2 separate regions of the Mus musculus genome follow, and region 1 is linked to region 2. A link is a contact called in ENCODE Hi-C or POLR2A ChIA-PET data. All regions are on one chromosome and are shown on one strand. The core of a region is the stretch at or near the end of the contact, and the rest is flanking DNA. Distances in the headings are between cores, read along the strand shown. Region 1 holds the start of Plcg1 (phospholipase C, gamma 1). Region 2 holds the start of Top1 (topoisomerase (DNA) I).

Evidence for each region. A loop is a pair of places that touch in the nucleus more often than their neighbours do. ChIA-PET counts read pairs that join two places held with the same protein, here RNA polymerase II (POLR2A).
Region 1: POLR2A ChIA-PET joins it to region 2 with 10 read pairs in Patski. The contact joins the promoter of Plcg1 here to the promoter of Top1 in region 2. A Hi-C loop is called at or near these places in 1 of 37 maps with a recorded cell type or tissue (regulatory T cell). POLR2A ChIA-PET finds 5 or more read pairs at or near these places in 2 of 5 experiments (Patski and embryonic stem cell).

Annotation. Positions count from the first base shown.
Region 1 is chr2:160,729,552-160,734,112 of GRCm38, reverse strand. It overlaps Plcg1 (phospholipase C, gamma 1), which reads right to left and starts at 2,803. Exons shown (of 34, transcript NM_021280.3): 1 at 2,769-2,803; 2 at 2,080-2,395. The coding sequence starts at 2,296. Gm52567 (a long non-coding RNA gene) reads left to right here and starts at 3,366. Exons shown (of 2, transcript XR_003954082.1): 1 at 3,366-4,407.
Region 2 is chr2:160,644,178-160,648,544 of GRCm38, reverse strand. It overlaps Top1 (topoisomerase (DNA) I), which reads right to left and starts at 2,648. Exons shown (of 21, transcript NM_009408.2): 1 at 2,283-2,648; 2 at 1,913-1,937. The coding sequence starts at 2,315.

The DNA.
Region 1 (4,561 bases), core at 1,554-4,053, 85 kb before region 2:
CCAAAAATCACAGGGTCGGGCCCAATGAAAACATGCATATCTCTGGGTGACTTTTGTGGGTCTGGAAAGGTGACGTCCTCTGTATTCCTGCCACCCATCCTCAAAGACCCAAGTGAGACAAAACGGACTGGATGGTTCTGTCTCTAAGTCCCTTCTTTCTGTCCAGGCCCCAACTCACAATGACATCCAATGTACAAAATTCCAAACATAGAAACTCATCTTACATGACAGGTGAACAGAAGGGTAAACGATGTACGGCAAAACAAGAGTTTCCTCTTTTTTCCTGGGTAATGAATTAAGGAGAACGGGACCCTCTCTCGGCCCTCCTCCCTCAGAGCCCTTTCTTTTTCTAACAGCCACATTAGACCTCCCTCAGAAGCCCCATCCCAGGGTCTAGGAGGACAAGCATCTACCATAGCTACTGCTACTAATAACTGGTTCTTAAACTTCTGTAACGTCTCTGCTCGCATCTATTACATATTTAGTTTGCTTACTTTACACCAACTATCTCACTTCCAAAAGTGACCATTTATAGTAAATATACTTCTTCTAACTTACAGAGGAACCGAGGCTCCGAGAGGGAAAGCACCTGGCTGGGTGACGTACAGCTAACACACTGGCTTCAAATACCATAGCTATCTTCCACTACTGGGCTACACACACGGTTTACAGTGCAGCTGTTACCAAGAGCTAGCTACCGGGGAACTAATGCCACCACTTAAACACAGGAAATACTACAAACGTAAAATGCCATGCCTGCAACCTGATGTCTGAGTGATGTCTCAGGACTACCGGAACTGTCTGCAGTTCCATCCCCCAACACTGAAAATCACTGAAATGTTCTTCCAGCGGAGGCCAGGGCTGATGGGCACTGGTGATGGTTAAGGGCCAATTCTGTCAGACCTGAAGTTTGTAGTTGAGGATGGCTGTCTTACCACAGAAACCTTCCTTCCTCCTCATCTCCTCACCCATCGACACACATGTACACCATCCCCAGGAAGATCTGTGGGACCTTCTCTCCGTTGTTACTTCCTGACACCACCCCCCCTTCTCTAACACAGACCTGGCTCTTAGGCTAGGTCCCTTCAACCATAGACTCTTTGGGGGTTCTTGTAAGAAACATCTCAAAGCCTGGAGTTGCAAAGACTCCTCATCCTGCCTCACACCGAGGAAAATGACTATCAGAAAGAGCCGAGGTTTCTCAAAACTCCTGACTTACTTCTCCCACCAGAGACTTGTGTGTAAACCCACCACACTCAGGTCTGGGAAGGCTACGACAGGAAACCAGAGGAGCAACTCTGGGCTACCCTGTGGTCACGAGAACATCCAACACAAAGGGCTGGACCTCAAAACCCAAGGCCAGGGAACCTTTCTGAATGCAAGCTCCTTGTTATATGCTGCAAGGGCAAAGGAGCCCTGGCTCTAGCTTTGGATGGCTGCCTAGCACCATGGACCTCCAAAATTCAGATCTGGGGCAAAAAAAAAAAAAAAAAAAAAAACCATCCACGGGACATGGGGAGGGGGAAGCAGTCACGGTTTTAGCTTTCATACCCCATCCTCCCAAAGAAGAGGGAGATGAGTAGGCCCGCTCTGCTCCACAACCAGCCCTACCCCAACATCTGCCTAAGTTCTACATGAGGATTCCAAAGGTTCTTGCGCCAATAAGCCCATCCCGGAGCTCTTAGGAGTTTTCACAGACAGCACACTCTGGAGAAATGGCAGTGGGCAGGAAGATCTTGTCGGTTCCCCAGGTTCTCAGGTTGGATGAGGGGGTCCCTGTCTTGGCTTCCCCTCACAGCCACTGACAGCCGCCCGATGCTAAGGGCCGGAATCCCACTCCACTTGTCCAACCAGTGAGGACTCTTAGGCCTCAGGGCAAAGTGCCTGGAACACTCCCCCCCTACTGGGGGAGGGGGTGTCCTATCAGGTGATCCAAGACCCGGATGCCCCCCTCCACCCGCCCCAGAGTGACCACCAGGGACTGGGCGGAGACGGGGCGCCAGGCGCGAGGCCCGAAAGTTTGCCCAAGTGTTTGGGAGGCGGGCAGGCGCGAGGCAGGCCGGAGTGGGGCGCACTTACTGGACCCCTCGATTTTGTCCGCGCCGCGGCTCCATGTGATCTGGCGCGTCTCCAACTTGACCTGGAAGGTCTTCCGTTCTGGCCGCTGCGACTTCTTGGAGTAGAACAAAGTCATGACGGTGCCCACCTCGAGGCTGCGGCAGAGGTGCAGCACCTCGGCTTCGGAGGGTGCGCCAGGCCCGCAGCCGTTGGCGCAGGGGGTCGCGACGCCCGCCATGCTGCAGCGACCTCGGCGACGCAAGCCGGCGGGCCCGGAGCGGCGGAGGCGGAGGCGGTGGCGGCGGCCGGGGAGGCGAGCGGGACCCGGTGGCAGCTCCTGCGGGCGGACGCGGGGCGGGGACTGAGCGCGGGGGCGGGGCGGGGTGAGGCTCCGCCCTCAGCGCGCCGGGAACAAAGACGCTCCTGGGGACGACCCCCGCCCACCGCCGCGCCTGCGCCCCGCAACCCGGGGCAGGCCGCAGCGGGCGGACCTGGACACCTCGGTTCGGCCGAGCTTTCCCCGCGCAGGCCTGACACAACGCGGGGCACGGCCGCCCGTCACGCACGCAACCCCGCCCACAGGCTGCGGCCCGTCGGTCCGACGCGCGCACGGGCCTCCGGCCCACACGGGACCCGCCGCGGCAGTGTGCACGCCTCCCAGGGAGCGAGGGGGCTGCGCGACCCCCAGCCCTCCCGCCGAACCCGGTTACCTGGCAAGGCTGCCGGGCGGAGGGAGCCGCGCCAGCCTGGCCTCCTCACACCCGCGGTGGCGGCGGGGGCGGGCCCTCCGCGCACCCTCTCCGGGGAGGGGCGCACTCGTGGATTGGCTAACAGGCCGTGAGTGACAGCACGCCTGCCACGCCCCCTCTGCGCAGACGTCTTTTGCAAGGGCTTGAGCAGACAGACGGGTTCTAGGGTGGCCTTGGAGTGTGGCCTCTGGGGAGGGGGCCACGCAGGTGTGGGCAGGGCCCTCAGACTCTCGGACGCGGGTCCGGTGGCCTTCGAGGCCTCTCGCGTGGTCCGCTGCCCTCCTCACGCTCCGCCCGCGCCCTACCTGCACTTAGTCTCCGAAGCTCTGGTTTGTCCTCTGCCTCATTTTCCTCTGGACTCAGTGCTGGGCCAGTTGCAGGGTGGCTTCCCCTCTGCGCAGACACAGGTGACCCCAATCCTGGGTCTCCCCTGACCTCCCGACCCAGGCATCTCGTCATCTGCGCCACAGCCTTGCTTGCCATCCTCATCACATGGCCCCTTTCACCCGCTACACCTTCTCTATATGGCAGTGAACTCCTGAATTTGGAAGACCCCACACCTTGCAAGAACCTTTTTTCTTCTCTCCCTCATCCCTAAGTAATCCACTGAGGCTCTTCCCTCCTGCCTTTGGGGCTCTCTCCACTCTACGCACGATCCTGAGGACCCCTCTTCTCTCTGTGTACACTATCCTCTTGGGTCTTGCCTGCATCTGAGCTTCAGAATTTACCACTAAAGCCTTTGAAATTGCGTACGTGAATTCCCACTGTGCTTCAAATCAGCACAGCTTCGTGGCCCAGCAGTCCTGTCTTGCCTTCCCCTATCTCTCCTGCTTCATCCCTCACCGCGGACTTTGCCTCTATTCTCCAGACATGACACCTGTCTGTGACTGTTAAATAACTTAAAATCAATCTTCCAAAAGCCGTTCTCTGAACAGCACGGGTAAACCCGAGGGCATCCCTTGATCCTGCCGTCTGGCCAATGATGAGCAGACAGTTAGTTGGACAGCTACCCTGCAGCTCTGGACAGCATCTGCATTTCAGAGGTGAGAAGTCCCACACAACATCCCCTTGCAGGAAAGCTCCCCTGGGATTCCTGAGACTAGAATTTGTGATGTATGGGTTTGGACAACCCACCCACCTGGGCCACCTTCGCTTTGCCAGGCAAATAGTGACAGATGCGCTATTTCCCTTGAGGGTGGTCTCAAGAACGTCCGAATTCTGTATACCACTGAGGAACTTTGTCCTGAGGGACTGGGGAGTTGAGATAGACTGACTGCCACCTAGTGACAGGCCTCTGATGTAGGCGGAAACTGGACTTGAGGTTGGCTTGCACAACTCATGATCCTAATTATCTTCTAATCAAGGTTTCAGAGCCCCGTGACTTGAAGTCAGGCTATGTAATAAGTGGGAAGCTGAGTGTCTGTGTTCCACAAGAGAGCCCACTGGGTGAGAGGTAATCCTGGTGGCCATTGGCTAGCTGGCCAATCATTAAGTAAGAGGAGCTGTGTCTTATGTCTGTAGGACTTCAAGAGAGGCCAAATGGTGTAAAGAGATGGACATATGTATTTTGAAGGGAAGGCTGGAGGAAAGTACTTTCCAGGTATGAATAACAGCATGTGCAAAGGCCCTGGGGTTTTTACTCAGTGGAGGGGAATGGCCAGCCAGGATGATTAGACAGAGAGGGCAGATGGAGCTGAACAGGGCCTTTCCCTGCCTGCCTGGTCTGGCCGGTTCTCTCAGGAGACACCCTCTTA
Region 2 (4,367 bases), core at 1,399-3,898:
AAATAAATTTTCTATATTAAATTCCTACCTTCCTTCAGAGAGCTCAAAACCATTTTACATCCACAACTACCACATCCTTTCTTTACCCCCTTTCCAAAGAAGCTTATCTATATGCTTGACAGTCTCATCTCCCTCGTTTAAAAGCCTGATAGGATGGACTCCCAAGAAATAATCCAACCCCTGACAATTCTCAGTACCTAGTCTTATACAACACCCTGCTCAGTCACCTCCAAGAAATTTCCCCACCCCCAGATAAAATTAAGCCCTTTATGCTCCCAAAGCATTTTGGGTACACATACACTCCAACGCCTACCTTGTAATTAACTGATGTGACTCCCCCAATAGGCTGAGTTGAACAAAGACAGATGTGGTTGGTGACAGGTTCAATTCTAGCACAGTACCTGGCATATATTAGGTGCTCAAGAAAAGCTTTACCTAGACAGAGTCTCTAACTCAGTGTCATCTCTCTTTGGATGACCAACTTGGAAATATAAACATAAGGCTTTCAGTTGGGCAGGCCAGTACCATGGACTGCTGCACCAGAAAACCTACTCAATGGCTTCTCCCACTCAGTTCCCCAGAACCCAAACTAACTGAACACAATCGGACCCATAAGAATCTGTGGGAATTTCCAGCATACTACAATGGAATTGCTGGAAAATCCATTAAATGTGAGCTTCTTACTGGGGTGGTGGGAGACACCCACCAACATTCTTCCCTGGGTAACTTTAGTGGAAATATTTTGAAAACATGACTGGAAAGGGCTCAAGAGCCTAAGGATGTGAGGAAAGCCAGTTAACTCTTAATTCCTGAAAAAAATAGCAGCCCCTGAGAAGAATGAGGAAGAAGACAGGAGTCAGGGCTGGCCACTCTACTTCAATAAATAAAATCTTTTTTAAAACTCCCTATGACCCCAAAGAAAAGGCCAGCACACCATGTCTAAATGAGCAATTCAGCAACCTTTCGGAACAAGCACAATAAACTGTGTCTCAAAAATAACCCAAAAAACAAAAAACTCTACCTTGCCACAATAGGAAGTTCTGGTCACTAATACTTTTAATTTTTTTTAAAGAATATATGCTCAAGTCCAACACTCACACTAGATGACACACAGACAACCTGAAAACTTTTTTAAAGGGAGTTATCTTTGCAAACAGCACAACTTGGGAAAACAATCCCAAAATACAAAGAACTCCACAAAAGATGGCTTTAGTTTCAAGAACTGTAACTGCTATTATAAACATCTCACCATTTAAAAAATAAAAGGACTAAAAACAAAAAACAAAAGAAACAAAAAAAACCCATAAAACCCTTAGCTGCCTAAGGGAATCTTTCGTTCTGGAATCACAAAAATTAAAAAAGAAGAAGAAAGCAAGCAAACATGAAGCAGAAAGCAAGTAACTTCCAAAATAAAGTTCTATTAAGAAAAAATAAAAGATAATTCCGTCCCTAAGCCTTCCTTCTTTGGTGAGGTCTGTGATTTATATGGCTCTGCTCTGCAGAAAGCTCTTTCTGGACAGCTCAAGGAAGGAGCTGAGGGAGGGAGAGAAAGACACAGGCACAGAAAGGAGAGGAGAGAGAAAAAGAAAATGGCGCAGAGACTAAGTCCCGACCGTCGACAAGGCGACTTTCCCGGGAAGAATCCCGGCGGAGAAAGGCCGCCCGAGACCCAGCGACGGTCGACGCGGGGTCTCCGGTGCCCCCTCTGGAGAAGGCCGTGATCTGGGGGTGCTGAGACCCCGGGAAAGGGGGTCCAGAGGCGGCCCGATGGGAACAATGGGGCCGGTGAGCGAGGAGCCGGGACTTAGTCTCTGGGACGCCATGTCTGTCCTCTGCCCGGCTCCGGCCCGGCGCGGGGGAGGCAGGCAGCGGCGTGTGGGGACACTTGGGGCGGGGCGGGGGGCACACTCACCATTCAATCGGAAATCCGCTTCGATCTGAGGAAAGAAAAGGAGGGAAGATGAAACAACCGGCACATGAAGCCCCGGGGCGGCGGACGAGAGCGCGCGGCCGGGGGCCGGGGCTCGGGCCCACCCGGCGCCCCGGAACCCAGAGGCCCGCGAATGGCCTACCCGGGGCTGCCATCCCCCCACCAAACTCCAACTTGACGGCTCCGCCCGGGACCCGGCCATCCAAGCGACTCCAACCGGCCGCCCCTCATCGCAGACTCGGGCCTGTCAACCCGGCGCGGCCGGCTGGGGCTGGGACCGGGGCCCTGGCCGGGGCCGGAGCCGGCCCGGGCCCGAGCAGCTGGGGACGAGTCGGGGGCCGGCTGGTCGCACCTGGGAATCGTTGTGGAGATGGTCCCCGCTCATGTCGGCCGGCGTGCGAACGCTGCGGGCTCAGAGGCAGCGCGGGGGAAGAGAGGCGGACGGCAGGGACGGCCTGAACGGGCGGACGAAGCTCCTGAGAAGCACGAACAGACGGCGACAGCAGCCACCGGCCCGAGACTCCCGGGACAGTGGAGGAGGCAGCGGCGGTAGCGACGCGACTGACAGACTGCCGGGCGGGCGGACAGCGAGAACAGACCCCAGCAGTTGTGTAACAGCCTAAGTTCGCATTTCCCCTCACTGCGCCTGCGCGGCCGCTTTTAAATGGGACGTCGTCGTCGACGTCAGCGCTCGTGGAAAGAGGCTGAGGGTTGCGGCGGGTCTCTTAGAGGTCCGGGAGACAGAGCCGGTTTTGCCTCGCAAGTTCCGCCCCTTTATTAGCATACGGACTTAACTCCGCCCACTCTCTGCTTTCTGCCTTGCTACGGGACTGGCGTTCTCAGAGGCGGGACACCGGCTCTAGCAGCACGCAGGCGCAGCGTGGACACCGCCTCTGGACCTTGGACACCCGGGCGGCCACGTGGTAGGCCTTTAAAGGCCGCGGCGGGACCCAGCTAAGCTGGCCAGGGACCGTGTCTCCAGCTTCTGCATCTCTAGAGCCAGACAAGTTTGATCCGCACGTACCTTGGCTGCCCCGATCTTAGTTCACCAGCAGCCGTAAGGCATTTAGCTGGAGTCTCCTCACAGCCTTTGTCCAGACTTCTGGAATACTTCACATCCATTTATTTATTATTTATTCTTTTTTTTTGTAGGGGGGGGTGTTCGAGACAGGGTTTCTCTGTGTAGCCCTGACTGTCCTGGAACTCACTCAGTAGACCAGGCTGGCCTCGAACTCAGAAATCCTCCTGCCTCTGCCTCCCACGTGCTGGGATTGAAGGCGTGCGCCACCACCGCCCAGCACTTCACACCCATTTTTAAAAATTATTTTAATTTTTCAGTCAGGTTTAGCTCCAGTTTACAGTCATGTAGCCCTGTGTCACAAGTACCCTACTGCATTTGTTCTTTTTATAAACATTTATTAAGCGCCTACTGTGAGACAGGAATTAGTTTGATGTGAGAGGGCTAATATTCCAAATCAAAGGGAATTGGACCCCCAGGTAAATGGATCCTGGTTCTAACCAGGACTGTACCCTGAGAGAACTTTATTTAGGGAACACCATACTATAAGGTCTGCCCTGACTCCTCACAGTCCTGGGTGTGGACCATCGACCACTATCAAACTGTCTTGAGGGATTAATGACATTAGCAATTGGATTTGCAAGAACATCCCAGGCTGAATTCATCTCCAGTCTGGCTCAATCCCCCATATAAATAAATTCGGAAAATGTTCATAAACATTGAGTGATAAACACTTAGGGTTAATTCTTGTGAATATTTCAAAACTCAAGCCAGCTGGGCAGTGGTGGCATACGCCTTTAATCCCAACAGTTGAGAGGCAGAGGCAGGCGGATTTCTGAGTTCGAGGCCAGCCTGATCTACAGAGTGAGTTCCAGGACAACCAGGGCTACTTAGAGAAACTGTCCCGAAAAACCAAGCTTGAAGTGCTGCACGCCCCTTTCCGCATGCTGTACCCATGTGCCTCTCTCCTTTATAACAGTTATCACAGTTGTTAAGTTACCCATATGGGAGCTAGTGACTTCTTTTCTGTCTCCTTTATATAATTCGAGGTCAGTGAGGGTTAGGACCTCTCCATCTTGTTCAGCACTTAGCCCCCAGGAATCAACAGGTCCTCTGACAGAAGAGTCCAATCAACAAAGGCAAACACAACAATGCAGTGGCTAAGAGTCCACACTTGGAAGTCAACTGGCCTATTTTTCAATTCTGCTTTCCTAAGCAGAATTTTCCTATTCTTCCATGACCTTGAACAAGTTGTTTAACCACTCTGAGTCCCAGTTTCTTCATCTGGACAACGGGACAACAGCGATAATTGTGTTTAATAGACAATCCCAAACAAACAAAAAGACTTTGTTTAAGGGCCTGTAGATAATATGTATCATTTGATGTTTAGGTCTGCCTGATTCCAGCACTCTTTCTCCA